Linked DNA regions of Homo sapiens: regions 1, 2, 3 and 4 are each linked to region 5. The links are chromatin loops, found by intact Hi-C in ENCODE. Cell type or tissue: PC-3. All regions are shown on one strand.

What was found. A loop is a pair of places that touch in the nucleus more often than their neighbours do. Peaks named below come from ENCODE experiments on the same cell type or tissue, not always from the same donor. Only the 100,000 strongest peaks of a DNase experiment are listed, where the experiment ranks them.
Region 1: it touches region 5 in a loop (12-fold over the local background); 3 of 110 quality-filtered maps call a loop at or near these places.
Region 2: it touches region 5 in a loop (3-fold over the local background); 7 of 110 quality-filtered maps call a loop at or near these places.
Region 3: it touches region 5 in a loop (4-fold over the local background); 7 of 110 quality-filtered maps call a loop at or near these places.
Region 4: it touches region 5 in a loop (5-fold over the local background); 7 of 110 quality-filtered maps call a loop at or near these places.

The regions. Positions count from the first base shown.
Region 1 is chr10:59,756,082-59,761,081 of GRCh38, forward strand. No RefSeq gene overlaps it. Among named protein-coding and RNA genes, the nearest start is that of MRLN, 5.1 kb to the left of the region's middle. In PC-3, no CTCF peak of the experiment used is centred here; a DNase peak (open chromatin) is centred at 2,070; H3K27ac peaks cover 2,422 bases.
Region 2 is chr10:59,677,016-59,682,015 of GRCh38, forward strand. The region is part of intron 2 of SLC16A9 (solute carrier family 16 member 9); the gene reads right to left. Among named protein-coding and RNA genes, the nearest start is that of SLC16A9, 30 kb to the right of the region's middle. In PC-3, no CTCF peak of the experiment used is centred here; a DNase peak (open chromatin) is centred at 2,046; H3K27ac peaks cover 1,594 bases.
Region 3 is chr10:59,687,091-59,692,090 of GRCh38, forward strand. All of the region lies in intron 1 of SLC16A9 (solute carrier family 16 member 9), which reads right to left. Among named protein-coding and RNA genes, the nearest start is that of SLC16A9, 20 kb to the right of the region's middle. In PC-3, no CTCF peak of the experiment used is centred here; a DNase peak (open chromatin) is centred at 1,981; H3K4me3 peaks cover 1,080 bases; H3K27ac peaks cover 2,733 bases.
Region 4 is chr10:59,707,904-59,712,903 of GRCh38, forward strand. SLC16A9 (solute carrier family 16 member 9) reads right to left here and starts at 1,947. Exons shown (of 6, transcript NM_194298.3): 1 at 1,576-1,947. RefSeq lists an enhancer at 1,090-1,289 and silencers at 1,520-1,579, 1,720-1,789, 2,020-2,289. In PC-3, CTCF peaks have their summits at 2,024 and 2,225; a DNase peak (open chromatin) is centred at 1,948; H3K4me3 peaks cover 2,718 bases; H3K27ac peaks cover 1,505 bases.
Region 5 is chr10:59,623,934-59,628,933 of GRCh38, forward strand. No RefSeq gene overlaps it. Among named protein-coding and RNA genes, the nearest start is that of SLC16A9, 83 kb to the right of the region's middle. RefSeq lists an enhancer at 2,345-2,564. In PC-3, a CTCF peak has its summit at 2,266 (motif pointing right); DNase peaks (open chromatin) are centred at 368, 2,258 and 4,728; H3K4me3 peaks cover 415 bases.

The DNA.
Region 1 (5,000 bases), 130 kb after region 5:
AAAATTTAGTTAACTCTTTTTTTTAAAAAAAAGACTACTTTAATATTTGTTTTTGATAGAAAGAGCTGTCTTCTGAGTTATCCAAGTTCAGCATAATGCAAGCATACATTTGTATTCTATTTGGGCTTATTCTTCCTGAATTTAGACAGCTCTACTGATTGAATAATGTTTATTCAATTATTATGTTTCCTATTATTCAAGCATTATGTTTCCTAGATGTTTAAGATGATGAAAACGGGAGATGTGTGTTTAACTAAATTAATTATTCTGACAAACTTCATTTCAACAATAATTATGTTTTGTGGTATGTCAGCTTGAAGACAGTCTCTAAGATCTTTTAGTAACTTAAAACTTATGCTAGTTTAAGTTAATTAATGGATAGTCATTAAATATCTAGATCATTTCTAATAAGATAAAGTATTAAAATATTAATCACTAAGCATAATTTTAAGGCTGTATGTATTTTGCCACATTGAGAAATTGTACTATAAGGACATCTAAGCTATAAAACATTGTAAGGTGTATATTCATAAGCTTTGCTACAAAATTGTAGTGTCTGACTGCTCACAGGTATTTACCTCATAGCTATCTCTGTGAAATAGAAGTTAAAAAGTTATGATTAATATTCTGAGTGAGATTCTCTAGGAAAAATATTGCAGAGAAGAGTAACTTTGTACTCAGGATGTGTTTTTGTTAAGGTAAAGGAGCATAGTTTTGTCCTAAAGTAAAATGACTGGCTGTTCCAGAGTGAGGAAGAAGAATAGGTAGCACAAAACCTAAATGGATGTAGAAACCTGTAGAAGGTGCACAGAAAGGGAATTTTATTTGCCATAGTCGAAACTGGCTAAGGTTTAGTGGCTTTATTTACAAGATTTTCTTAAAAGAGTCTTGATATCAAACATTATGCTGATACAAAATTAAAACTGCTTTTCTTTCTGTTAAATGACAAAATTTTCTTGAATCATTTATGTACTTTTTAAGAGGTTGTTAAGATTTTTCTTTACCTTCTGAGAAATCTGCCTAAAAGGCAATGATTCTATTTTATCAGAATAATTTTCTGTGCTTTACGTTCAGTTTTTCAGGTCGTTGATTACTTACAGGAACAAAGTCTTCTCACTCTTGAAAGAATTAAGGTTCTTTACAATCCTGTTACCTCCTATGTTTTCTTTAAAAATTTTCTGTCACTTTGATTTTAAATTCACTGCTTTGTTTTAAATGCCACAGAAACAACCAAATTTCCTTGTCAATTGCATTATTTTTGTAACGAACTCATCAGATATTTCATTTTTGAAAAATTATCATTAACAAGTTAACCATGGTCATTTTTGGTCTCTTGGCCTCTAGAGAAAGTTTTTGTTGTTGTTGTTTTACTTTGATTCTTCCTGGAAAGCACTTGCAAATCAGCTACAAACCAGAGTGCTTTGACATTAAAAACGATGGTCTCAGAGCCCCACGGGAAAGGACTATGCTGAGTACTCATGGGCACAGGCTTATGATGGTATTGCTTAAATAACTTGGGGCCCATGCCATTGGACCATCCAGGATTTCCTGCATTCTCATTAAGAAGCTAACGGGTTCATGAGGCTACTAACCCAAGATGGAACAGAACAAGAATAAGCCTGAGCAAAATTATGAGGAATGATTTGGGTTTTGTTTGGAATGCTGCTAGTACTTTAACATTCTATTTTCTGGACATGAGGGCTACTTTCTCTTTTAAGCTATTATCTAAAAAAATGTAGATTAATAAAAACAAAACATTTATCTTTTTCTTCCTGTTTCCTCCAGAATTCGGAAACTTTTATTGAATACTTTTATTTCCATGGCAATATAGTTATTCACATAGGTTCAGTAAGAATCTGTTCTCCTTATTAAGACGATGTAATTGGAAACATTGGTTATACAACAAAGCTTATTCTGAATAAGGCTTTGTTCAGAATGTCATATCTGAGAATGAATCAAGATATGGCCAGTAAGTCTTAAGGAACTGAAGCTGACTTTACAGGGTTGTCTTATGGGGTTCTCAGCCTTACCGATGAATAAGGAAGTTCTCTTGCTAGTGGGCCAAGGAAACCGAGACTATTTGCGTGACCTCAAGAAGAGAGGAATTTACTCAAATCTATGATTAATATAGGTGAAATCTCATGGTGAATTCTTGGCTTGGCTTCTTAACTTCAAGAGGTTTGTGTTTGTTTATTTTTTAAATACTCTCTCTGAAGAATCAAGCCTCAAGAGGTTTTTAAAGGTCCATTTTGAACATCCTTATGAAATCTTCCACAAAGCAAACTTTGAAGAGCCAATATGTTAAATCGCCATTCTTGCTGCCTATGTTAAAATAATTAGGTTGAATTTAATGACATCAACTTTATTTTCTGACCAAGAATAATCCTTCGAGATTATTTATTTATTTATTTATTTATCTATTTAATTTTTTTAAGAGATAGGGTCTGGCTCTGTGGCCTAGGCTGGAGTGCAGTGGTATAATCATAGCTCACTGCAGTCTTGAACTCCTGGGCTCAAGCAATCCTCCTGCCTCAGCCTCCAAGTAGCTAGGACTACAGGCGCATGCCACTATGGTCAGCTAATTTTTGTATTGTTTTTATTTTTGTTTTTTGGAAAAAGAAGGTGTTGTTATGTTGCCCAGGCTGGTTTTTTGTTTTTTGTTTGTTTGTTTGTTTGTTTTTGAGACGCTGGAGTGCAGTGGCGCAATCTCAGCTCACTGCAAGCTCTGCCTCCTGGGTTCACGCCATTCTCCTGCCTCAGCCTCCCGAGTAGCAGGGACTACAGGCATCTGCCACCACGCCTGGCTAATTTTTTTGTATTTTTAGTACAGACGGGGTTTCACCATGTTAGCCAGAATGGTCTCGATCTCCTGACCTCGTGATCTGCCTGCCTCGGCCTCCCAAAGTGCTGGGATTACAGGTGTGAGCCACAGCACCCGGCCCCAGGCTGGTTTTGAATTCCTGGCCCCAAGCAATTCTCCTACCTCGGCCTCCTAAAGTACTGGGATTACAGACGTGAGCGACTGTGTCTGGTCCTTTGAGATTATCTTGCTCAAAAGGGAAGTATCTGTGGAGAGAATTTTTGTGTTTCAGTGGAAAACTATAGCACACCCTGGTGGGTTATCAGATTCTGGTCCTGTTCATTGTCTTCGAACTCTTTGTGTTTGAACCTCTTGTAAACTGCAGGTAACTGACAAATATGAAAAAACAGTTTCGTTACTGCCTGTAAATTGTACCAGATCTTGTCATCTTACACGCATTGCCAAACCTTATCAAATTTTAACTCTTGTTTTTCTCTAATATCTGCCTACAGCCTTCAAATTAACATTTCCAATTTTTATCTCTCCCTTCTGTCTTGGCATCACGAAGAACTGAATTCTGACAATCCAGATTAAAATTTGTAAACCCAGATCTTTACTGGAACTCTAGGTTGCCTTGTAGCTGCCACTTCCCTCAGCACCTGAGGAAGCACTGCACCTTAAAGCCCAGATGACTTGATATGTACCTTGAAATACTCATCACTGAGGCAGACCATGCAGGGGCCAGTTTCTCCCTGGAAAAGGCACTCTTTGAGCCTCAAAGGAAGTGTAATAAAATGTTCAAGTCACAAATGCCTTTATATGAGAGGAAACCAAGACCGTGGACAACATTGCCAAGAACATTGACATCTTAGCTTCGGCAAACTCAATGAGCAGTGCTGTATGACCAAAAGCTTTTCATCCAACGACCTCTTGGAATCTGCTGGACCAGATACTCTCAAGATCCGACTCCTGGCTCCTAACTTTATTATAACCTTTTATATTAATATTTCTCTTTTTCATTTCAGTCATCCCCCCTAGAAGATGATCAGCAAGATGCTAAAACTGTTGGGAGCAAGCTCCCCAAAGTCTGGCCATAAACTGGCCCCAAAACTGGCTATAAATAAAATCTCTGCAGCAATGTCAGGTCCATAATGGCCATAACGCCCAAGCTGGAAGGTTGTGGGTTTACGGGAATGAGGGCAAGGAACACCTGGCCCGCCCAGGGTGGAAAACCGCTTAAAGGCATTCTTAAGCTACAAACAAAAGCCTGAGGGATCTGTGTCTTAAGGGCGTGTTCCTGCTGCAGTTAACTAGCCCAACCTATCCAATTAATTCGGCCCATCCCTTCCTTTCCCTTAAGGGAGGCTTTTAGTTAATTTAATATCTATAGAAACAATGCTAATGACTGGTTTGCTGTTAATAAATATGTGGGTAAATCTCTGTTTGAGGCTCTCAGCTCTGAAGGCTGTAAGATCCCTGATTTCCCACTTCACACCTCTATATTTCTGTGTGTGTGTCTTTAATTCCTCTAGCACTGCTGGGTTAGGGTCTCCCCGACCGAGCTGGTCTTGGCGTAAAACAACTCACCTTTGCTACCACCTCTCAACAGATGCTTCAGCTGCTTTTGCAGGAATAATGCAAACAAGAGTCTTCAGGGAATTATTTCTTAGACCCTGTTTCTCCCCCACTCAGGAGATTCACTATCACTTTTGAGTTGTTCATTGATAAATAATATTTATTAATCTTGAATCAAAGGGGATAATTATAATGTTGAGTTTTTTTAAGTTTTTAATTGTAGTAAAAGACACATAACATTAAATTTACTATCAAAACTTTTTTTTTTTTTTTTTTTTTGAGACAGAGACTCGCTCTGTCCCCAGGCTGGAGTGCAGTAGCATGATCTCGACTCACTGCAACCTCCGCCTCCTGGGTTCAAGCAATATTTCTGCCTCAGCCTCCTGAGTAGGTGGGATTATGGGAGCGTGCCACCACACCAGCTAATTTTTTTTTTTTTTTTTTGTATTTTCAGTAGAGATGGGGTTTCACTATGTTGGCCAGGCTGATCTTGAACTCCTGACCTCAAGTGATCCACCTGCCTCAGTCTTTCAAAGTGCTGGGATTATAGGCGTAAGCCACCATGCTTGGCCTATCTAACCCATTTTTAAGTATACAGTTTAGTAGTGTTAAATACATTCACATT
Region 2 (5,000 bases), 53 kb after region 5:
TGTAATTTTGGAATAAAATGCAAGACAGTAAGAAGATAATAGGAACTTCACACACACACACACACTCATACATTTCCTCTATCATTGCCTTTATATTCATTTTGCCTTTGGTGAAAGTTTTTCCCGAACTTACCACTGCCTGCATATTAGTGTTCAAGAGCCAATATTATTGTTGTCAGTATTGGTGTTTAGAAGCCACTATTGCCTCAGCCTCCCAAGTTACCACCACTCCTGGCTAATTAAAAAAAAAAAAATTATAGAGACAGGGTCTCATTATGTTGCCCAGACTGGTCTTAAACTCCTGGTCTCAAGTGATCCTCCTGCCTCAGCCTCCCAAAGCTCTAAGTATTATAGGCATGAGCCACTACACCCAGCGCAGTGTGTATTTATTATACCTATAGCTCATCTAAACTGGAATAAGCCACATTTCAGGTGCCCAGTAGCCACATGTGCCCACCCTACTGGACAGCACAGTACTAGAATCTCATATCATGTTAGAAAAGGACACAGAGAAATCAAACACAATCCAGGACTCAGACAAGAGGCAAAACAAACTCGCATCAAGGTTTAAAATAAAACCCAAGGCCAAAAGCACCAAAAGAAAGGTTCAGACGGCTTGTTTGGGGATTTCATAAGAGGAAGAAAAACCAAGGCCACAGAACTAAGCCTTGAACTAGGCTGCGAAGTATGGTTATGTCAACAAAAGGGATGAACATCTATTCTAAATGGAGGGAACAGAAACATAACGTGATTTTTCAGTTTTTAATTTATTATAGGATAGTTTTGGGAATGAAATTATTCCCTTTAGGAAATAAACTCAACCTCCACGCACTTTTTTTTTTAAGTTTAGCTACTTTTATTATTATTTTTTTAATTTATTATTATTATACTTTAAGTTTTAGGGTACATGTGCACAATGTGCAGGTTAGTTACATATGTATACATGTGCCATGCTGGTGCGCTGCACCCACTAACTCGCCCTCTAGCATTAGGTATATCTCCCAATGCTATCCCTCCCCCCTCCCCCCACCCCACAACAGTCCCCAGAGTGTGATGTTCCCCTTCCTGTGTCACACTTCTTTTTCCTAAAAAGTTTCAGAGAGTCCCAGGAGTAGAAGGATGGCCAGGTCTGCTGCAGTGAATACATAAGTTGGCTGATGCTACAGTGAGAAACAGAATATAGTAGTAACCAGGTTATGGACCTGCCATGCAGCAAGGATTTCCTAACAGAGTGGATCAGTTGGGCCTGTGAAGGTCCTACCTTTCCATCTAAAATTCAGGGAGCCCAAGGTGTGAGCTCCTCCAAATTGCAGGTTCCTCAATCCTTGCTCCAGCAAAGACTGTAAATCTCAAGTTCATCTCCTTGAGAAAGAAAAAGGCACTAAGGAGCCACACCCACTCAAATTGTTGATCTCATATACCCTGACTGCCTTTCATTTTAGTGGGTTTGGTGGTATTTAGAGATGGCAGAAAGCTTAACCAAAACCTGGTCTTTATTCCTACCAATCTTTTTTTTTTCTTTTTCTTTTTCTTTTTTTTGAGACGGAGTCTCGCTCTGTCGCCCAGGCCGGACTGCGGACTGCAGTGGCGCAATCTCGGCTCACTGCAAGCTCCGCTTCCCGGGTTCACGCCATTCTCCTGCCTCAGCCTCCCGAGTAGCTGGGACTACAGGCGCCCGCCACCGCGCCCGGCTAATTTTTTGTATTTTTAGTAGAGACGGGTTTTCACCTTGTTAGCCAGGATGGTCTCGATCTCCTGACCTCATGATCCACCCGCCTCGGCCTCCCAAAGTGCTGGGATTACAGGCGTGAGCCACCGCGCCCGGCCACCAATCTTAAAACTGCCTAGCACACTGGGAACCTGCCAATGCAACAGAATCCTTGAGAGAAGCAGGAATTCAGTACTCCTTGAAGGAGTTAACAGTGCTTAGGGGTAATGCCCAAACCCAGCTCTGCCAGCACTCATAACTCATTCAGCAAGTGGGCCTGGCCATACTGACTCATTATATTAACATGGTGATGCGTTTACTGACTCGTATTATGAGTTTGAACACCTTTGGAGGAAGTGAAGACAAAAGGGAGAGGGCAAGGACTCTCAAATCTGCTTTGAGTACAAAACTGCAGACTAGATCTCCGTGCTATTTCCTGCTGTTTCAGCACTTGGGTAGTGTGAGAAACAGAACCACCGTTTCCTTGAATTTGGAGAACAATATCTAGCCAAAGGGTGTGTTAGCTCATCTTAAAACAATGCAAGGCCATGATAGCTCTCTAGTTCAGTTACCTTCCATTCTTCCCATATCAGTCAAGTTTCAACCAGAAAAACAAAACCAGTAGGAAGCATATATTAAGACATTTGTTGCAAGGAATTGGCTTACACGTTTGAAACAACCATACTAGGCAGCCAGACAATACCTGCCTAGCTAACCAAGTCAAAAATTTGCAGAGGAGGCCATTAGGAAGGGCATGTTGGAACTCTCAGGGATAGGCTGCAGCTACAATTACAAGCAGAATTTCTTCTTTTGGGAAAGCTCATTTCTGCTCTTAAAGCCTTTCAACAATTGAGCCAAATCCATCTAGATTTTCTAGGATAAGCTACCTTATTTAAAGTTAAGTGACTATGCACTTTATTCACATCTACAAAATAACTTCCCAGCAACACCTAGATTGGTGTTTGAACAACTGGAGAATGTAACCTAGCCAAGTTGAAACATAAAACTGACCGTCACACCTCCCAACACAATCCCTCCTTTCCAGCCAAATTTACTCCATGAGAACACAGCCTCTGCAGTACCAAATCCAGGCCTCTGCATAAAGGTAATTTGCATGGACTTCCCTCTCCCTGTCTATCTGCCTATGAAAGTCCATCTTCCTATCTGGCCCATCTCAATAGCTTCCTCAAAGGCTATCCCTCTAAAACCTCAGAGATTGTTTTGCCATTGCTATTCTCCTTGATATTTGTGAATTCTCAAATTATTAGTTACCTTTTTTTTCTGTCTCTTCCCTGAGACTACAAACCTTTTAGAAACATGGATGGTGTTTTCTATATTGGCATCCCTAGCTCAGAGACCCTAGGAATATATGTAATGAGGATGAGCTCATTCACAATGTATAACCCAGGAGGGTAGGATCCTTCCTACCCAGCTTTATTCATCCCAGGGATTATCTGGACAAACAAAGAATTCAAGCAAGGGGAAGAAGTATTTTCTTCTCAATTATTTAAGTCTCAAGGAAAAGGAATTAGGAATTAAGATTATAAAGAGTATAAAGTCCAGAATTTCATGTCTTTTCACAGTTGTAATATGCTATTATGAGCTACTGTCCAAATCTAGGTTTGCCAAAGCCCAGGAGTAGGACTTTATGTTTCACATGCTTAGGCACAATCTTGGCAAGGTTCCAGCTCCCTCTGCCACCCATCCTTCCAAGAACTGTCTTCATCTTTCATCCTGAATGGTCCCTTTCTTTTGCAGGTTTTACAGACAATTTACTTTTCATAATTTACACGGCATGAGTAGTGCCACACACAAGAAGAAATCTACAATAGTTCTCTTTATTTTAAAAATGTCAAAGCAAATCATATATCAGAGAGTTATCAAAAAGTGAAAGATTAAAATTTAAATATAGAGGGCTTAAGCCAGTGGTAGTTCCTAACTAAAAATCACTTTGGGGACTTTAAAAAATTCATGAGGCCAGGCACAGTAGCTTATGCCTGTAATCCCAACACTTTGGGAGGCTGAGGCAGGAGAATCCCTTGAGCCCAGGAGTTTGAGACCAGCCTGGGCCACATGGTGAGACCTTGTTTCTACAAAAAATAAGAAAAAAATAGTTGGGCATGGTGGCATGCACCTGTAGTCCCAGCTACTCAAGAGGCTGAGTTGGGAGGATCACTTGAACCCGGGAGGTCGAGGTTGCAGTGAGCCAATATAGCACCACTGCACTCCAGCATGGGTGACAGAGCAAGACCCAATCTCAAATAATAATAATAATAACAATAATAATTCATGAATCTAGGCCCCATCATGGACCAAATGAATTAGACTGTCTGCGTGTCAAATCCACGCAATTATATGCTGAAATGGTCCCATAGATGATCCTAATTATCTCCCTGGCTAAGAACCACTGATAACCATTTGAGTCACCAACATGAAAATACTTATTCCACTTCCAAGGTACTAATGATCCACTTGTTTCTCTGTAGAGCAAAGTTGTCATAAAGCTGATGGTCAGTGTGACTTGCACACTGCCAGACACTGCTTGCTAATACTATATAAACACTGTTTCAGGGTTTGCATCTTAATTTATGCTATGAGGAACCCAAAGAGGATAACATCAAATACAATATGTTCAATGGAGCCAGCTATGCTGAAACTTGTACACAATATCTAAAGTATATATATATGTATATGTATATGTATATGTATATGATGTATATGTATATGTGTATGTGTATGTGTATGTATATGTATATGTATATGTATATGTATATGTATATGTATATGATGTATATGTATATGTGTATGTGTATGTGTATGTATATGTATATGTATATGATGTATATGTATATGTGTATGTGTATGTATATGTATATGTATATGTATATGTATATGTATATGATGTATATGTATATGTGTATGTGTATGTATATGTATATGATGTATATGTATATGTATATGTATATGTATATATATATGTATATGTATATGTATATGATGTATATGTATATGTATATGATGTATATGTATATGTATATGATGTATATGTATATGTATATGATGTATATGTATATGTATATGTATATGTATATATGATGTATATGTATATGTATATGATGTATATGTATATGTATATGTATATGTATATGTATATGTATATATACACACACGCAGGCGTAAGTTGTAGCTATTTAGCCATCCTTTTTTTTTCCCCACCACTTTTCATTCTTGAATTATTTGCCCTCATTTTTCTATGCTCATCTTTAAAAGCTTTGCTCACCAGGTGCAACTG
Region 3 (5,000 bases), 63 kb after region 5:
GACGGGGTTTCACCATGTTGGCCAGGCTGGTCTTGAACCCCTGACCTCAGGTGTTTCACCCATCTCAGCCTCCCAAAGTGCCAGGATTACAGGCATGAGCCACCGTGCCTGGCCCCTAATTTCCTTCTTTTGTCTTTGCATTGAACAGTACATACAGAATAATACCAATTAACAAAAGTATACATTTTTGTCTTGTTCTTAACTTTAGTGGGAATGCCCTCAAATACCATGATGTTGCCTCTGGTGCTTTGTTGGATTTCTTTTACGAAGTTAAGAAAGTAATTTGCATTTTTATATTTTTGAGTGTTATTATAAATAATTGTTATTACATTTTATCAATGTATTTCCAGTGTATAGGAAGATGGTCATACAATTTTCCCTTTATAACTCTTAATATGATAAAATATATGTTTTCTACTACTGAAGCATCCATGAATTATTGGATTAAATTTCCTTGGTTCATGCATTGTTTTGACTATGTTAGTCTATTTTGGCGGAGGAATTTTTTACTTCATAGGCAAAATTTGTCTATTTTTGTTTTTGATTTCTACTAGTGTTGGTAACCAAATGGTGTTTACTTTATTTAAAGCTTTGGGCTGGGCACAGTGGCTCATGCCTGTAATGCCAGAACTTCAGGAGGCCAAGGAATGGCTTGAGCCCAGGAGTTCGAGGCCAGCCTGGGCAACATAGTGAAACTCTATCTCTACAAAAAAATACAAAAATTAGACTGGTGTGGTGGTGCAGCTGTAGTCTCAGCTGCTCAAAAGGCTGAGGTGGGAGGATGGCTTGAGTCCAGGAGTTTGAGGTTACAGTGAGCAGTAATTGCACCACTGCACTCCAGTGTGGGTGACACAGTGAGACCCTGTCTCAACAACAACAAAAAAAAAAAAAGGAAAGAAAAGAAAAGAAAAATTTTCCTTCTTTTCCTAAACAGCTTACATGGCAATGGATTTGGAGATCCAAGGCTTAACCTTCAGGTCCCCAGCAGGGCCTCCCACTTAACCTGTACCTTCCATGTCTCTTCACTATGCCAGGTTTACTGTCAGGTGCAACAGAGTCTTTGCCCACGGATTCTGCCAAACCATGCACTTGGCTGTGGTTTCAACAGATAATCTCTGAAGACAGTAGGAATATCAATTATCCATTCACACACAGCCTAATTAGATGACAAGGCATTTGGCTACCTTCAGAGAGTCATAGCTACACCCATCATTTGCCTGGGCTTCCATGGATTTATTTCTTCACTTTGATTTCAGAGCACTGGGCAGAACTCATGTCACCACGTGCATAAGTCTTTACACAAATTAACTTTCAACATTTAATGATCAAAAACAGAGAGATGTTACAATTAGTGAACAAAACTGTAGGTATAAAATCTAGACACTCAAACCATATGATTGTGTTAACAGAATTATCCAAACTTCCAAATCAGAAACTTTTGTAGTAATCAAATATGTCCCTCCATTGGAAATTTGCTCTCTCTGGTACCTACTCTATTGTAAAAGTAAACAATGCAATTCTGATCTTTCTAATGACAATTTAGTACTTTACAATTTCTGTCCAGAATCCTCTTTAAAGAAAATATTGTCTGAACTCCTCAAACTAGATAGGATATGATAGAAATAGCCAAACATCTAAAGAGACTAAGAGGTTGTGTGAAGACAAATGCATACGAGATTGTCCTTCATTCAAATGCTCCAATCACAGCACTTCAGGAAAAGTACACATTTATAGAGACAAAGCACCAGAATCATGAATAAAGCCAGTATTCCTGGGAGGTTGCGGGCAATGGGGGAGGATGAAGAGAATTATCTCCCTTACCAGTTTTCAAACCTAAGTAGACAAAAATGCCTTTCTACACCACACACCTCCGCCCTCCCTTGCATTGCCATGCCCTGCCTTCGGTGACATTTCAGGATGTAGGACAAGAGCCAAAGAAATTCTCACAGTAAATATTTAAGAGAGCAAACCTTGGAAATACAAAGTTCCCATGCACATCAACTCTGACTAGAAAGGCAAGTTTTTATAGCGATGACTAACAGCTTCTGATCTGTCATCATCTCAGAGTTTAAGATACATGTAGTGTCAATAGAACACAGTTAAAACTACCATTGAGTGATTTCCTGTATTCTGTCACTCTAGTACCCTCCTCCCGTGGCTTCCTCTATTCCCTAGGTGCCTCTCACCAGCTGTTTTTCTGATATTCTGTACTGCGTAAGGTGATTTTATGAATAGGCTAGCCTTCATTTCTCCTTTTTTGTAATGGTGCTCAACTTCCTTTTTGAGGATGTAGATCAGTCCTATGGCTAGAGGGCTTGTGGGACTGTTAATTAAGTTTCCTTGACCTTGAGCAATAAAGGGCATCTAACCCAAGAGAAGCCAGTAGGCTTTCAGGACTCTGAATCTTGATTGAAATGCCTGAATCTTGAGTGAAATGCTATATAAGGAAAGGAAAATCTGCGGAGTTTATGGATCCCCATGAAAGTGCACTGAAGAGACCTCTGTCAGTCCTACTACGTTGACCTCCTAGAGATACCGAAGCCTGGTTTCTCCAACCTTCCACGTTTGTGAGCTAACCCAGTAAATTATTTTGTTAAGTTATCGGTACTCATTTCTTTACCTGCAGCTGAATAAATATATTGTGAGTATGCAGTAATTTCAAGTTGATTATTTTAACCATCCATACCCCACTTGGTTCCATTTGGGACAAAGGTAAAGCTGAGGAATATTGTTGATGACCATAGAATATAAGAAATATAGATGTGCCATATCTATTTTTATGAAAATTTCTTATTATCCTCCCTTCTTCATATCTTATGATCTAATATGATACATTCCCTTATTTGGCACTCTTTTTCATAAAAATTCCAAATTAACTAAAACTTCCACTAAGCCCATTTATCCTAATGTTTATAGAAATGCAGCAAGATAAAAGTGGTCTTAAAAATTAGCTGGGTGTGGTGGCATGCACCTGTGGTCCCAGCTACTTGGGAGGCTGAGGCAGGAAGATAGCTTGAGCTGAGGAGGTGAGCCATAACAGTGAGCCATGATTATGCCACTGTTCTCCACCCTGGGCAACAGATCAAGATGCTGTCTCAAAAAGAAAAAAAAGAAGAAAGTGGTCTTTATTCAAAATGTTCTTGATCACTTACATTTAAGTTATATTGCACTAGCTACTAAGGGAGACCAGAAGGCATATAAGGTATGGTCCCTGACCTCAGGAACTCTTTTAACTCACTTAGGAAGGTAAGATATGTGTACATGGGAAGGTGTGTCCACGTGGAAAGGTATGTGCAAAAGAGTACGTACACGATTGGGTGCCATACAAGTGGATGGATATTAAATGTTTAGGAGTCGAAGGAAATGAAAGCACTCAAGATGGGAGCAGGAGTGGAAGGGCCTCATAAAGTAGGTTAGTTGTGAAGAACAATGAAGGGATTCATAGAAGGGCGGCCAAGGCAAGAGGAATAACATGAACATACATGTGTAATCAGGATAGGCCCGATAGGTTTGGTGGAGTTGGAGAGGGCAGTTCTTACAGGGCTCACAGAGCAAAACAAGATTAGAAAAATGGTACTCTCCATGTAAATTCAAGAAAAATGTGTTTCAAGAAGTCTGTGTTTATAACCACAAGAAATAATTGTTTCTACATATTGTAGAATTAATCATTTATATTATCTAAGTGGTGGAATTTTTTTTCCAAAAAAAAAAGGCCAGGCAGGGTGGCTCACACCTATAATCTCAGCACTCTGGGAGGCCGAAGTGGGTGGATCACCTGAGGTCAGGAGTTCCAGACCAGCCTGGCCAACATGGCAAAACCCCGTCTCTACTAAAAAATACAAAAATTATCTGGGCATGGTGGCACGCGCCTGTAATCCCAGCTACTCAGGAGGCTGAGGCTGGAGAATCGCTTGAACCCGGGAGGCAGAGGTTGCAGTGAGCTGAGATCACGCCACTGCACTCCAGCCTAGGTGACAGAGCAAGACTCCATCTCTAAATAAATAAGTAAGTAAATAAATGAATGAAACAAGATCTGTAAGTATCAGAAGGCACTATGTTATTTAGATTTATGATCCATGCATACATTCAACGTTTTGGAGTCTTATTCAAATGTATGAAAATGTGTTTCTAAGAAATAGATATTGTACTACATTCTAGTAAACTATTTGAGAATTTGGAATCTCCTTCAACCAGAGTGTTAACAAACCAGGACTCTGAGTGACCAGACACCTTATAAAACTCAAAATTAGAAACCATTTTGAGAGATCATTTGAAGAACACTAATTTAGGGGCAGTTTTTTTATACTACAGGGTTTAAAGAAGTTTCACAGAATTAATTTGAATTTGAACTTGAACTTGTAAGCATCTTTCTTAACTTTAACTTAAAAAAATTAAATACAGTACATGTATTATGAGCCTCCCTTGGAGGAGAGAGAAGAGCATGAAATAATATTAACCATAAGAAGATATCACTATTCAACAAAATTAGATTATCATTAGTAGAAAGGATAGTATATCTCCTAAAGCCAGAACCTGTTTTGTTTAAGGGGAAAGGAGAGTTGGCAAGTTCTAATCCCTTCCTTCGGGAAACGAAAAAGACTATTGATGAAAGACTACATTTCATTCACAATAAAGCTTTAAGTTCCAGCACCTTCGATTATGTTTAGTTCTGCTCAAATAATGCCAATCCTTTGTTTCTTCAACTCTTTACATTGGCTGAAAATTTCTGCTCTGGATATAGGCTGTCAGAACTGCAGGTGTGACATTTAAGAACACTGAGTATTTCTATCCCTGAAATGTATACATATGCACTATACTAATTTTTGCCAAATACAAAGTGATTTACAAGTATTTAATCTTATTTTCAGCTGACAGTTTCCTGTTGCCTTTGCTCCCTTCCCCAAAATTATCTTTCCCTAATAACCCCCATTTGAGCATTGTCTATAAACATCTCCTTAAAGATTCATAGATAGACTTTTCACTTGAAATATAAAAGGAGG
Region 4 (5,000 bases), 84 kb after region 5:
GTCAGAAGCCAGAAAAGATTTCCTAATGTCTTGATCTACCTCCCCATATCTTTGGCTCCTCCCAATGCTCTTCCTATGGATATGAAGGATACCTGTTATTCCACTTGCCTACACAAAAAATGGAAGAAACCAGTAGGGATGTTATTAGGGGGTCGGTGGTGCTGAAAGTCTGAGTTGTTGCAAAATTGCAGGTTAAATTATTTTATCTAATTCCTACTTGCGAGGACTTTTTTTTGATGGTGGAGGGAGAGCGGGACTGGTTTCTGGCAATGATATGGGTACTAACCATGTTTTCTGCATTTACATATTTATTATTAATTATTGCAACAGATAATAGAAAATGACTTTACTCTGCATTTGGTCCAGGAAAGTGGAAGGGTTTTCCTATTAGAAGTTTTAAAAGAAGCTATAATCATGCAACAAATAATCATCCTTTCTCTTCGGAATCTTCTCTAGCTTCCTCAGCCCTCTGCCTAAACCTGCCTGAAGAATTTCTCGAAGCTGAAGCCAACTCAAATATAAGAAACTGTTAGGGCATACCGATTTACAGAATTTGATGGAACAACGGAAAATCCTGGGTGCAGGGAATGGGAGAATCCACCTTCAATATGAACTGTTATTCAGTTAATTCAAGATTTTTAAAAAACACATCAAAACTGTAGCCTAGAAAATTGACCAAAAATGTTATATCGAATAACTTACTATATAAGTAATATATTTAGCGTAAATCCTGACTAAACTTCGGGGATAGTTTGTGTTGGATAGACTAGGCACCCAGAAAACAAGGTAAAGCATTGATTTGCTTTTGACAGCCAAGTTTGTTCGTGGTTATCAGCTCTCTGGAAAGCCTCTGGGCGCTGCTGAAGCCAGAGCAGGTTACCTAGGGCGAACCAAAGATGGGGCATTAAGCACCAAGTCCTCCCAAGTGCTGGCTGAGGGTCCAGGTGGGCGCGGTGCCGGTGCCTCCTGCGGCGGTGGCGAAGGCTGGGCTCCCGCGCTCGCCCAGGGCTGCCGGGTGGTGCTGAACCTGGCGCCAACGTGCAGAATCCGCCGGCCCTGCGCGCTGCGCTCCACGTAGGTCAGGAGTACCCGCGGCGCCCCATTCCCAACCCTCCGGGGGCACCTGGTTGCTCGCGCTCCGGACCAAGGCAGTTGGAGGCCTTTCGGTCCTCTGGGAAATGGAGGCCCACCTGCATCACATGCACCTCTCCCTGCTCTTCCACCAGCAACCCTGGAAGCTCTCTGGAGTCCAGAGGCAGCTCTCTGGGGGGCCACCGTACCACCCCCAGGACCCCCTCCCTCTCTTTCAACTCCGTACAAAATGCCGCCTTCGGATTCCCGGGAAAACTTGCCCACTTTGTAGAAGCACCCCATCAAAAAGGGGGCGGCGAGGGGCGGGCGCACCGTGGACACTCGAAGCCCCCGGCACACACCCCAGACAAAAGCCCGGTTCCATGCTGCTCCACCGCCCCCTCCTACTGCTCCGAGTCGGAGTTACTTCTTGCCTCTAGGACGCTGGGCAGCAGGGGCTGCTGCCCACCTTTGGAACCCTCCCCGCAAGCTCCAGCCCTTTACCTGAGTCCCGGCCTCGGCGGGGCCTCCGGTGCTCAGCACCCGGCTCAGTGCCCCGTGCGGCCGGGCTGGTGGTGTGGTGGGGATCGCGGCCGCCGCTCTCCCCTGCAGCTCCGGGCCAGCCGGGCGGCTATTTATCCGAGCCAGCTGCGGCCCCGGCCCCTGCCGGAGTATTAGGCAATCGGTCCCGCTACGCGCTGCCCCGGGAGCCGCCGCCCTCTGCCCCCACAGACCCGCAGCGGCGGCGGCCACATGGAGCTGGGGAGCCGGCCCCCTTCTCTGAGCTCCACCTTCTCTTTCGCCTTCTCCTCCCCGGGGTTTTCCCTGCTGTCTTTTTCTCCCTTGTCTCTCTTTGCGGGGCACCCCGGCCAGTCTGAACCGGTTGTGACTGCGCGGGTGGTTGGGGGAAGGAGGAGGAGGAGGCGGAGGAGATGGAGGCGGAAAAGCGGGCGGTAGGGGCGCTGCGCCTGCTCCCGCTGCTCCCGGCCCGGCCAGGAGTAGGGAGGGCACTGCCCGAGCCGCGGCCCCGGCCCTACCAGGCCTGGAGCCACCAAAGCCACGAGAGAGGTGGGCGCCGTCGGCCAGGCGCCCTCTCGGTGCGCACACACGCGCGTCCCCAGGCGCCGCTGTGCCCCCGCCGCCCACCACGTGCCCTGGCCAAGCCCGCCAAGGGCCGTGCGCGTTTGGGGGGAGCCGGGGTGTACAAATGAATGCGAGTGTTCCTTGGTCTCCCTGGCTCCCGGGGCCGCTGGCGCCCTCCTGGCCGGAGCTGTATGCTCAGCTGGCAGTGGTCCCGGAGAAACGGGCACCAGAACTTTGTGGAGTCCGTGATCCTGGGAAGTGAGGAGTGAGGATGCCAAGTACAGTCCTTTGTGACAGCTCCGCGGGAAAGGAGGGCGTCCTGCGGTGCACACACACACACACACACACACACACACACACACACACACACACACACAGGCTGCTTCTAAGGACGTTCAGTCTGTCCTGCAGTTGAACTGCACTAACAATACTACCATTGGCAATACTATCTTTGGTAATGGGCTTGCGCGCAGAGATGGATGGCTGTTTTATCCCTCAGTCACTGCAGCAGCTGGGGGCTGTCCATAGGTACCAGTGGTTCGCCGGCCGTGGGAAACCTCCAAAGTGATATGCACTTTTTGTGTTCCTCTGTGTTTTTTCTGGGAAGCCGCACCACACTTTCTACTTCTTAAAGGGGACTGCGGCCATCAACCACCTTGATGAGAACTTCCTTTATACACTGAAGTGACAGGTCCTGGCCTAGACGAAGACTCTACACCTGGCAAAGGGTTGGTTTCAGAAGTGCTGATCAAGCTGCTGAGCCTCTGTTTCCTTGTCTATGAAATTACAAGAATCTTGCCTGTATCATGGAGTTTGTGTGAGATGAGAGTTTAAAAAACCTGTGGAGCCTAGGCAACCATGTCATGTTTTCTTACAGCACAAATGTGGTGGAGGTTCAGCCCTTTTGGCCCCCATCAGTCCTTTCTACTCAATTTATTGACTTTCAGGTTAGAGTGAAGAGAATGACCACTGCTAGTCAATAGTATTTTGTTTTGTTCTAAGAAGGAAAAAGAGAAGAGGGGAAAAGTAACAGTGAGAATGAGAGCAACATGGTCCCAAGAATAAGTTCTGGAAGGAAAAATGGAGAAACTGTACTGTCAACACCATAAAAAACTTACTTCTAAAGAGGCAAGGGAACACAATAGGGGATTCTTAGGCTGTATTTTTTTACCTGGTTTATGGTTACTCAAGTGCGTTCACTTTGTGGTAATGCGTTGACCTATACACTGATAATTTGTGTTCTTTTCTCTATGTTTCAATAAAATAGTTTTTTTGAGATGGAGTCTTGCTCTGTTGCCCAGGCTGGAGTGCAGCGGCGTGATCTCAGCTCATTGCAACCTCCATCTCCCAGGGTTCAAGCAATTCTCCTGCCTCAGCCTCCTGAGTAGCTGGGATTACAGGCACGCAGCACTATACCTGGCTAATTTTTGTATTTTTAGTGGATATGGGGTTTCACCACGTTGGCCTGGTCTTGAACGCCTAACCTCAAGTGATCCACCGCCTTGGCCTCCAAAGTGCTGAGATTACAGGTGTGAGCCACCGCACCCAGCCAATGAAAGGTAATTTTAGAAAGTCTGTCTTTGATTCAAATACTTCCTAAGCACCAGAGCACATGTTATCTTGATTGTTGCTCAAACCAATCAATGTATATGAACTTATGTTTTGGGGACAAGGAAATTGTGCCTGGAAAATATTCTACATCCACCAACTGGTTTCTGAAATTGACACATGCCTGTTATCACTTGCACCAAGTTTTCCCAGATTTCTTTTAGAAGAGTATATAGCCAGCACTTCCATTTCTACTCAGGCCAGCCCTTGCCTATCAACTAAGAACCAAAAATGAGCTTGTGCTCACACACAGGCATGCTCCCAGCTTTAGAGAGAAAGACTGGTTCTCAGGGGTCATAAACTCAGATGGCTGCAGGGCCAGGCTTCTAATGTAATGAATGAAGTGGCTAGAAGGGAGCTTGGAGGAATCAGAGAGCTAGAATCTTGCCCTGGGGCAGTAGACACTTGGCTAAGGGGACTGCTGCCAGGCTGGAATGTGAAAATTGCCCCCATCATCTGCAGGGGAGCATTAAGACATGTAAAAGAACTCAGAAATCTAGTTGAGTCCTGACACTTTACTTCCAAATGGAATTTGACCGGGAGAAGCTCAAGATGTGCTCCAGATCACCCTGGGGGTGAGGGAGGCAGATAAGTCAGCAGAGACAAAGCTAAAACCACCCCTCTATGCCCCCACTTTTTTCCATCCAGTGACAAAAAAAAAATGCAAGCTGTGCTTGCCAAGCGAGAATCAGATAAGTTAGATATTGCTGGCTTTACAGCTCTGGCCAGCATCTGCCCTTTGGGTCACTCTCCAGGCTCAGAAATAGTTTCAACAAGATGGAAAAAGGCAGGCTATTACATAAGCCAGATTTAAATGAACCCGGCTTTGGAAGAAAAGGAACCTGAGAAATGCTTTTAAAGAAAAGTTGATATAGAGGTGTCAACTAAATAAAAGAGTTCATTTTTTGCTTTTCATTGTTATTATTAGGTATTTATTAAGAACTTCATAATTTGTGAAATGTTCTAAGACTTCCCTTTCTTAAGCTATTTGCCACCTTAGTCCTTTAGAGAATGAGATGGAGAAATTAACCTAAAATTGTTCTTTGGTCCTTATCCCAGCATGGAAGCAGAAACATGAAACACAGAGGGCAGAGCAAGGTGTCATCAGGTCAGGGGAAGGTGGTACACTTGACCAGCACCTGAGTCACTGGTCCAGTGCTTGCCTGGCTGACCAGACTTTCCTCCCTGACTTACCACACCATTCAGGTTTCTTTTCTTTTGACATGATGTTCTTCTCC
Region 5 (5,000 bases):
CAAGGGGTGGATTATTCATGAGTTTTCCAGAAAAAAAAGCAGGTACTTCCTGGAACTGTGGGTTCCTCCCCGTTTTACGCCCTATTGGGTAGCTTCCGGATGTTGCCATGGCATTTGTAAACTGTCATGGTGCTGGTGGGAGTGGCTTTTAGCATGCTAATGTATTAAAGTTAGCATATAATGAGCAGTGAGGATGAACAGAAGTCACTTTCATTACCCAAAAGTGGGGTTTGCCTGGCTTCTTTACTGCATCCTATTTTATCAGTAAGGTCTTTGTGACCTGTATCTTGTGATACCCATCCTGCTGACCACCTAGCTCATCCTGTGACTAAGAATGCCTAACTTCCTGAGAATGCAGCCCAGCAGGTCCCAGCCTCATTTTACCCAACCCTTATTCCAAACGGAGTCACTCAGGTTCAAATGCCTCTGATATTAACACTCCAAATAATGCCATAGAAGTGTTAGCTATTATCATCATCACCATCACCGTCATCATCAGGGCCAGGGATAGAGTCAGGCATGTGAGGCGCTCACTTTCAGAGTCAATTTTCATCCCCACCTGCCTTACCCTCTTTCCAGCACTGACTGTCATCATCAATGAAGAGTTAGTAGCTCCCAGGCCCTGTTATAAGGCTGTTATATATTATTAATTCATTTAATGAGAAGAGGAAACAGCCACAGAAATCTCACCAATAGACATTCTGCCCAAGTTACACAGTGAAAGAAGGGTAAACCTTGGATTTTAACTGGTTTAACAATAGTTACACAGGTCTTACACAGGTCTCTTAAGTTTCTGACACTTGGAGACTCAGGGACTCAAGATATTGATTTTATTCATCACTCTGAGTACAAGCACCTCTTGGCAAAAATCTGATGACATATTTTAAGTAGGAAATTGCAAGATAAAGTAGTCAATTGTTAACGGTGGTAAGTTAGTCAACTGTTGGTGGGAGTGTAAATTAGTTCAACCACTGTGGAAAGCAGTATGGTGATTCCTCAAAGAGCTAAAAGCAGAACTGCCACTCGACCCAGCAATCCCATTACCGGGTATATACCCAGAGGAATATAAAGCATTCTGCCATAAAGACACATGCACGCGAATGTTCGCCGCAGCACTATTCACAATAACAAAGACATGGAATCAACCTAAATGTTCATCAGTGACAGACAAGAAAACGTGGTTCATATACACTGTGGAATATTATGCAGCCATGAAAAATGAGATCATGTCTTTTGTGGGAACAGGATAGAGCTGGAGGCTATCATCCTTAGCAAGCAGGAATAGAAAACCAAATACCGTGTGTTCTCACATATGGGTGGGAGGTAAATAAGAAGAACTCATGAACACAAAGAAGGAAACAACAGACACTGGGGTGTTATTGAGTGGGGAGGGAGGGAGAGGAGCAGAAAAGGGAACTATTGGGTACTGAGCTTAGTACCAGGGTGATGTATTAATATGTACAACAAACCACCGTGACACACGTGTTTATCTACGTAACAAACTTTCGCAGGTACCCCATACCTAAAATAAAAATTAAAAAAAAAAAAAGAATCTGCCAGTGACCACAAGCAAATCAAACAGCCTCTCCATACCAGTAAGCAAATTGCAAACTCACACACCTTTGGCGCAGGAACAAATGATAAGGGAATTAAGGAGTACAGGTGTAGAATAACAGGGAAGTGCATAAAGTTACTCACAGTAAAAATTACTGGGACACGGATCTTGGCAAAACCTCTGTACAATCTGTCCGTTTTCTAACACTATATTCAACCAATGCTGGCCAAAGCAACATGTCTGTTGATAAAATTCAGCTGCAGATGGGGTTGTGGATCCAATGAAGTGAGCACGGTTTCCAGGAGGTATTATCAATGGCCAGGAGCTAATTCCTAACTTGGAGCAGCTGAAAACAATCACTCCCCATTTTACAGTAACAGCACACAGAGATGCCAAGTTCTCTGGCTGAGCCGAGTCATCTGTGGAAAGTAGACACAATTCAATCTAAATAATAGAGAACAGCGGCAGCCTGGATTGATGTTTCTGCATGACTCTCTGCTTAGTTCAAATTGGAGCCATTACCTCGTTGGATTTCTCAGCAGGCGGTTTAGCCTATAGGAGACATTCCCTATCCAGTAACAAATCTCATTTCTTCTCAGGCTGAAGGAGATAACAAAAGCCAGATGGCCCTTCAAGACTGTTCATGATGCTCAATGAGCCCAAGATGGATGCGGCCCATTTCTAGACTTTTTTCAGCTGAACCACAAGGTGGTGCCAAAGTACAGAAAATGCTGCTTCAGCCTGCAGGTGTCACCAACTGTGAGGAAGGCAAAAGGAAAGAAAAGACCATTATCTCACTTCGCTGAATAAAAAAGAAAATGCAAGTCTAGGAGGGCCTAACAAGGCCTCAGCACACAGCAAATCCCCACTTATCCTTAGTAAATTCGGGTGCCTGAGTTTCAGGAGGCTGCAGGTAAATTGAGTCTAAAAATTCAAAGGAGCTTAAAAGAGCAATTAAGCCTTTGGTTTGGTAATGAAGGCAGCACTAAGCCATAGGCCAGATAATTAGTGTAATGGAGCTCAGTGCTGAAAGAGCTACTGTGTCTCATTGTAAATTCTGCACCTGTTAAGGGCTGCGTGGGTTTACAGGTGGGCTAATCAAAGAAGAAAACCACAGACAGATCCTGCAGAAAATTCCAGGCAACTGGAAGGTCACCTCCCCCAAAATCCAGGGAGCACAGAGGGCTGCTTTTCTCACAATCCTTCCTACTAGACCTGTGTTGTGCAATACGGTAACCACAGGTGGCAGGCTCTAAACTGAAAATACACACTGGATTTCAGCAACAACAAAAAGAGTGAAATCGCTCATTAATCAGTTGGATATTAGTTACATGTTGAGATAACATTTTGGACCTACTGAGTAAGACAAATGCCAAATTTAATTTCCCTTGTTTCTTTTTACTTTTATTCTTTGTCTCCTAAGTATGTTTCATTACATAGATATTGCTCTCATTATATTTCCATGGGATATTGCTTCTCAAAGAGCATATCATTGGTAAAATATGGAAATACTTCCACACCAATGGGATGCTTACACTGCCCTGGGCCTCAGCCCCTTACTATGTCCCACTGCCTCGGCTGCTCAATCCCTCAGAGCCGTGCAGCGCCTGCCACCCAGCCAGCTTGACGGAGGCCCCTCATTCCCTCACATCCATCCCACCACTCCCAGGATGGGCCTGGACCCAAAAGAGAATGCCCTATTCCCATCTGGCATGTCTTAGTCACACTGCCCTGGCTGTGGGTAAGAAACAGCCTTTGCAGTGACTCTAACAATTGTTAAATATTTGGTATTTGTTGTTGTTGCTTTTTTTGAGACAGGGTCTAACTCACTCTGTCACCCAGGCTGGAGCGAGTGCAGTGGTGCTATTTCCACCCCCCAGGCTCAAGCAATCCTCCCACCTCAGCCTCCTGAGTATCTGGGACTACAGGCATGAGCCACCACGCCCAGCTAATTTTTGTAATTTTTGTAGAGACGAGGTTTCACCATGTTGCCCAGGCTGATCTCAAACTCCTGGGCTCTAGCAATCCTCCCACGTCAGCCTCCCTGTGCTGTGGGATTACAGGCATGAGCCACCGCACCTGGCCAGTTGTCAACTATTTCAAATATCACTCACACCTATGAAGTTTGCACTTATCTCTGCCATGACATTTCTCAACTTGTATCCTAATTGTATATTGGTCTCCTCAGGAAGCATATGAGCTCATGGGTGGCAGGACAAACCTTGACCAGCCTTATTCCCCCTGCTTCCAGTCCTGTTAAGCACTTATACATGTGTGTACTGTGCATATGTACTTTGTGTATTTGTTGGTTGAAGATGAGTAATAGAAAGACACCAATGCAGGGTCAAGAGGCCACACAGCATCCTTTGATCCTGGGGCTCTACAGACCATGTTGCCTCTCACATTCAACAAGGAGACTGACTTCTCCAAAAAGATACTGAGATCAATTTTTCCCTTGGGGTTAGGCTATTTGGGAAGAACAGAGAGCAGGAAATCTATGAAGGGTTTACACAGTGAAGAAAGATAGAATCTGACAGGGTGCGGTTGCTCACGCCTGTAATCCTAACACTGGGAGGCTGAGGCGGGCGAATCATGAGGTCAAGAGAACAAGACCACCCTGGCCAACATAATGAAACTCCATGTCTACTAAAAATACAAAAATTAGCTGGGTGTGATGGCACACACCTGTAGTCCCAGCTACTTGGGAGGCTGAGGCAGAAGAATCACCTGAACCCGGGAGGCAGAAGTTGCACTGAGCCAAGATCACACCACTGCACTCCAGCCTGGCAACAGAGTGAGACTCTGTCTCCAAAAAAAAAAAAAAACCTAGAATTTATTTTGTCAGGAATCTGACATTTGGCATCAAATGACCCAAGTTGCATTCATCCTGTGCTTCGAGGTCTCAATTTGATCTGGCTTTTCAAATCCTCATTTATTCTGTTTCTTATTTGAATATGTTTATTTCTCTCCAAGCTCTCACTTGAATCAAAAGTTGTAAGATACAAGGTAGGTACATTTTCTCCGCTCTAGGATTGAAGGTCTCACATAACCCTTACAACAGGCCTCGGGAAGGAGGCCAGTGGAAGAAGAGCTGTTCACCAGCGAGGACCGCCCCTTGTCCGTTTGAAAGGAGAAGGCACTGGATTACTCTGTGCCCTGGGGGAGACCTAATGTGTCAGCAAACCACAGGTAAGGATTTCATTGACAGAAGATTAAAGATTGAGCTCAGCTCTCTAAGCCTGACTCCTGTGTTGCTAACAGAGAGCATGGAGGGAAATGGCTTGCCCATCCAAATGTGTAGCACTTGGTGAAATTTCCTGGGTTCCCAGGTGTTTCCACTAATCAAGGAGGCGGGGACAGCAGACACCAACTCACTGTAGGAAAAGTAGATGACTTTATAAAGTGCCTTCCTAAGAGTAAAGACCCAGACCACAGCCAGTCTCCC